Linked DNA regions of Homo sapiens: region 1 is linked to region 2. A link is a contact called in ENCODE Hi-C or POLR2A ChIA-PET data. All regions are on one chromosome and are shown on one strand. The core of a region is the stretch at or near the end of the contact, and the rest is flanking DNA. Distances in the headings are between cores, read along the strand shown. Region 1 holds the start of SEPTIN8 (septin 8). Region 2 holds the start of RAPGEF6 (Rap guanine nucleotide exchange factor 6).

Region 1 (2,700 bases), core at 61-2,560, 1.1 Mb after region 2:
GTCTAGAAATTATGAAACCAAGAGCTCCTGCTTTAGTCATGCACATTTCCAAAGTAGAATAAGAAATGTATTTTCAGATTAAATGGAAAATTTACATATATAAATTGGGATGACGGTATTTATAGCATTAATTACATAAGTCCTGGCTCCCTTATTTAGCCCCAGAACCAATTCGTTATCGTTCACATATTCAGAATTCCCCCTTCCCTCCAACAGCCCTGGGCCTCCCTCCTCCTCCTCCTCCTTCTCCCCCTCCTCCCCCTTCCAGCCGACCAGGGCCTTACATGCTGGCAAGAGGACACAGCTTCCTTCACTGTCACAGCCTAGCCTCCCAGACACACCCAGATCCAGCCTTAGACAGCAGGGGATGTCCAGATACAACCCCCCAAAGGCCTCCCTCCCGCGAGTGAATTATGAAAGCCTTTAGTAAGTTGGCTGTCGGCAGGCTCAGGCCCAGTGAGACCCCTGCAGGGACCACCAGGGACATCAACCTTCTGAGGACCTGGACTGGAGCCCAAATAAACGCCCACTGGGCTGAGTCTGGAATCCCTCCAGCTCCTGGCGAATGGCTGCCGCAGACCCGACCACTGAGGCCTGACCTGCCTGGAGTCGCACCCAGGATTCCGGCGTGGGGAGCGGGGCAGAGGGGAGCGGGGGAGGAAGGAAAAGCAGGCCAAGGGTCTTCAGGACTCAAGTCTGCAACTGTCCTGGGCTCGTGTGGGAGACTCTCTCGGATCCTGGGGCCTCCATCCTCCCCGGCTGTACCTATCCCGCAGCACCTGTGCGGCTAGGACTCTTCCCCAAGTGTGCAGAAAGAAACACCCTGGGCGATAGGGTCCGGAGTGTCCCGGACCCTCACCTGCGGCCCCGCGGGCGCCACTCTATCTTCGCACCTGCCCGGAGCCAGGCGGGTCTTTGCTCCTTCCCGCGAAAGGGGTTAGCCTTGCCTGCGCCCCAGGAAGCGACCCCGACCAGCCGCCCGGCAAGGCAGGCCGCCCGACGCTCCGGGACCCCCCGATAGCGCGGCCGAGAGCCCGCGCCGGGGTCCTCGAGCTGGCCCGGTGTCGAGGCCCGGCCGTGAGGCGCTGACAGCCCGCTTCGCGCCCCCCGCCAGCTGCAGGGCGGCCCCTCCTGCGCCCCGCGCCTCCCGCGCGCGCCGTGGCCCAGCGGGGCCCTCACCGAGAAGCGCTCCAGGTCGGTGGCCGCCATGGCGAGCTCCGCACCGGGCGGGTGGGCTGGGACGAGCGCAGGGGCAGCGACAGGGACCAGCCGGCTGCGGGACGCGCTCCGCCCGGGCGGCTGCGGCTGAATGGATCCAATATGGCCACTTCCTGGAAACTCCCCTTGGCGGCGGCGGCGGGAGAAGCCGCGGAGCCGCCCCTGCCCCCGCCCGCGGGACCGGCCTCCCCGCCCGGCCCGGCCACGAGCGCAGCCGGAGCCCCGCCGCTTGGACGGCCGGGGGTCTCCGCGGCGAGGCGGGAGGTGCCAGCTGCGGGGACTGCTGGGACTTGTAGTCCGCGCGTTGGGGGACCGGGACGGCAGTGTCGGGGGGCTCGGGGCTGGTGCCCGGCGGGCCTCTGCGTGTCCCCTGGAGCCTGGGGCCGAGCCTAGGTGAGAGTCTCCTGGGTCCGCGCGCTGGAAAGCCTTTCCCGTAAGGGGGAAGTGGGGCACGGCGTGCGCCCTAGAGATCTCCCCCACCAAGCCGTCTCCACCCGCTGGAGCCTGCAAATGTGCTGGGACCACCAACCAGAGTGTGGACAAGCTGCGGGAGACCCGTCGGATCCGGGAGAGGCCGCGGCAGCCTAGTCTGCGGGTGTCTTGGGCCCCACCTGATGCTCCGGCCGGAGCTAAGGCGGGAACCCCGGCGGGACCCGCGCGTCCGGCCAGGCGGCCTTCCCGGGCAAGGGACCAGCCTTCGGCTCCTTGTGCAACCAACGAGCAGGATGCGCAGTTTAGGCTGGGATTCCTGCAATAGAAAAGCGGAGCTCGACGGTCAAGGCGTCAGATTGCAAGTGTCCATCACCCTGCCTGTCCCAAGGGCTTGGGACAACGTCTTAATGGTTCCACCATTGTGCAAAGAGGATGACCACTCCCAGTGCGTGCACGTTCTCTCCGCTAATGTCACTGCTCAAAACGTTCAGAAAATTAACACTTACGCCAGGGTCGGAGGCCTCAGGAGGTTCTGTATCCTTCTCACTGACAATCTATACAAAAGCAGCTCCCAAATCCTCTGAAACCCCGTTTCTTTCTCTTCCCTCTGCCTTTCTCTCTGCTCTTTCTGGGAATGTGGCAAGGTTTGCCCCCTACCCCCCACTGGCCTCATCCCAGGTTGGTCCACCCTCCACACACACCCCTCACCCCAGTATGCTGAGAAGCAACCTGACCTGTTTCTCCTACTCAGAAACTTGTGCTGACTGGAGGTGCCTAAAGACCACGTTCGACTTAGCACACCTGGCTTAAGAGGAGCCCCCTCTCTGCTGTTTGACCTTGTCACCCTGATTTGGCTTTCCCCTCCTCACTCTCCCAGGCAAACTGTAGCTTGTCCCCAAGGTGGACTGACTTCCCGCTGGACCTTCCTGACAATGTTTTCACTTTGCTCCTCTCTCTATGTTGCTGTTTCCCATGCTGTATTAAAGTTATCTACAAGAAATAGAGCAGAGCAGTGGTTAGGGTAGCTGGATCTATGGCAAACCTTCCTGG
Region 2 (2,739 bases), core at 132-2,631:
CATAAATCAGCTCACATTGACTTCAAGAATCATCATAAGGAAACAAACACTCATCGAATTATAAATGTATATCTCAAAAAGAGAACTCTGGAAAGTGGTAGAATTTGTGTTGTTCCTATGCAAACATCAGGATCTTCAATAACATAATTTGACCTATCATGGCTTCCGTTGTGACCTGAATAATTGTCACGACCCAAAAGGTCAGCCCAACGTTACTGAGACTCAGTATGCAAAACACTACATATCTGAAAAACTCCAAAGTGAAGAATTAACCAAAGCATTTCATTTCATTTACTGCAACTTTAAACAAAACAATCCAATAATCCACTCACACTGTTTAGTGTTTTGTTTAGAAAATATGTCCCACTTGTTATAGAAACCTCCAAATCAAGGAAAACCTTCCCCAAAACCTTAGCATTCTACCGGGATAAGCAAAGCTAACAGGTTTTAGTTATATGCCTGAAAACTAGCCTTCATGAAGGTCGAATGAAAAATCTTTTAAGCTGATGCCATAACTGTTAACTCGACACAGCAAATTTTGGATCCAAGTACAAAATACTGTAAAATTTCCCAGTGACAGTCTGAAAAAGTACCTACAGTGGTGTTCTTTAAACATGCATCATCTACTACAGAATTCACCATTTGACTGGATGTAAACTTTTAAACTAACTTTGAAAACTTTATCTTTTTTTTAGGCAACTGTACAATATTTCAGAGACCTTTAAAGAAAAACTATTTCTAAATTACATGGCTGAGATACTTCCCTTACAATTTCCATCTCGTTTTTCATAGTCTACTTAAACGAATGGGCATCTAACTGCGAAACTCATATTACCCAACTCAGAAAATACGACTTAGTAATGGTGCTTTCTTAACGACACTCAGAAGCCCCCGGCAAGGACGGGTACGCGGGTTAAGACCGCATCACAGGCAGGAAGGGCGGTCGGCACCCTGCTGGCGACAAGGGCCTGGGTCAGGGAAGAGACTCAAGCGAACAGATTCCCAGTAGCAGGTGCGAGACTCTGGCAAGAGGGCAGTCGCCGCGGATTTCGGACAGACAGGAGGATGCTGTCTACTGGACTGTGAGACGCACATAAAGGTCAACCAGCCTCACCTCGGGAGTCCGCTCGGGTGGCTTCTTCCTCAACGCCTGCCTAGCGCCAGGGTCCACGGGTGAGTTCATGGCCACGGCCCGGGTACTCCGCAGCCTGCCCTTAGCAGCCCACGCCACAGTTCATTCACACTAGGTAGCGGGTGCGGTACCTTTCCCCCGCCCCAAGGAGGGAACTTCGCGCCGTAACAAGGTCCGAACTCTAGCAAACAACCCTTCGCAACGCCCGCCTAAGGCCTCTACCCACGCGCGACTGGCCGGAGACAAGTCTGCGCGGGGGCGGGGGAGAGTAAGTGCGCATGCGCAGCACGCACGCGCACGCTAAGAAACGCCCAAGGGAGTAACTCCACTGTGACGTTAAAATTGGGGCGGTGCGAGTAAGTCGTTTCCTGCTGTCGTCGTGAGATTTAAAGACACCTCGCGAGACCTCACCTAAATCAGTCACGGGGTCTGCCTTGGCGTTGTGGTTCCGTCTTCTCCATCCGTTGGAGACACCGGAAACGCGCTGAGGACCTGAGCAAAAATAGCATTTTGGGGCAGAACCGTGGGGAGGCGTTCTGACTGGAGAGAACTGTTGTGCCCAAATCCGGAAGCCCAGGGTGTGGCCAAGTCCGGCTTTGCGCTCTCCTCTGCAACTTCTACTGCCGACTTTGAATATGCGGAAGTAGAAGCCGCCATTCGGCAAAGAAGGAATTCCACGCACACCTCATATCTCTTTAAATAAAACGAGATCTCTTGTGAAAGCTGCCGACAGAGAAGTGCTTGATCTATTCGAAACGGACGTCCTGAGACCAGGGCAGAGAAAGCAAACATTCACGGCCAGGATAGGCAGCCGGTGCCGCGGCCAGCTCACGATTACCTTTGAGTCAAAAAACTAGATTTAGACTGCGTTCTTGTAACTAAATGCCCGGGGCAGCCCTCCCTCAGGCAACTGCGTTTAGGGTTGGGACTCGAGTGGCAACTTTTGCAATACTTTTTACATTCTAGTCTGCTTCCCAACAGACCGAATAAAGCCAGTTTTGTTTCACTGCTCCCTTGGTAAGAAAAACAGACCACCCTTAGGAGCAGCCAGAGAGCTGCTGAGGCCGTTTCAACAATAAGCTCACTGACAATTCCAGAATCCATCGTTCTAGGATACTCCTTACCCTTTCTCATAAGTTCATAGGTAACTAACTTTGGCGACACCACCTTTCCACTGAATTTTAAGCTCCTTGATGGCTGTAACTACATCTAGGTACACCTTGGTATTTCTCACAGCAGTTAGCATAGTTCACTAAATAACAAGGTGATTTATGATTATGACATGCTTTCCAATTAATGACTGCTTCACAGTAATTTTAATGACGTAATAAGAGTTAAAATTATATTTGAAAACAATGAGAGTTCAGGCTACAACACCGTTTCTGGGACCGGCAATGACTTAAGGACTGTTTTCTGTTGGTCCTGGGGCTTGCCCAAACTGGGAGTTTACAACATACTATTAGCATTTCTCTTTTTCAGGTATAGATCAAAAACTTTACCAGCGAAGTGTGGCATAGCCATTGTAGAAATAAAGTAATTGTGGAAAAAATCACAGGATGTTGCAGACGATCCGTTTTCCTCATTTTTTGTACAAATATAACCTCTCA

Evidence for each region. A loop is a pair of places that touch in the nucleus more often than their neighbours do. ChIA-PET counts read pairs that join two places held with the same protein, here RNA polymerase II (POLR2A). Pooled maps may share reads with other maps.
Region 1: a pooled map shows a loop between it and region 2 (5-fold over the local background). The contact joins the promoter of SEPTIN8 here to the promoter of RAPGEF6 in region 2. A Hi-C loop is called at or near these places in 4 of 50 pooled maps. POLR2A ChIA-PET finds 5 or more read pairs at or near these places in 2 of 52 experiments (GM12878 and activated CD4-positive, alpha-beta T cell).

What each region holds. Positions count from the first base shown.
Region 1 is chr5:132,775,929-132,778,628 of GRCh38, forward strand. It overlaps SEPTIN8 (septin 8), which reads right to left and starts at 1,311. Exons shown (of 10, transcript NM_001098811.2): 1 at 1,180-1,311. The coding sequence starts at 1,209. RefSeq lists silencers at 1,082-1,491, 1,582-1,631.
Region 2 is chr5:131,633,848-131,636,586 of GRCh38, forward strand. RAPGEF6 (Rap guanine nucleotide exchange factor 6) reads right to left here and starts at 1,382. Exons shown (of 28, transcript NM_016340.6): 1 at 1,115-1,382. The coding sequence starts at 1,183. RefSeq lists enhancers at 572-1,154, 1,102-1,191, 1,284-2,483, 1,492-1,741, 1,752-1,951.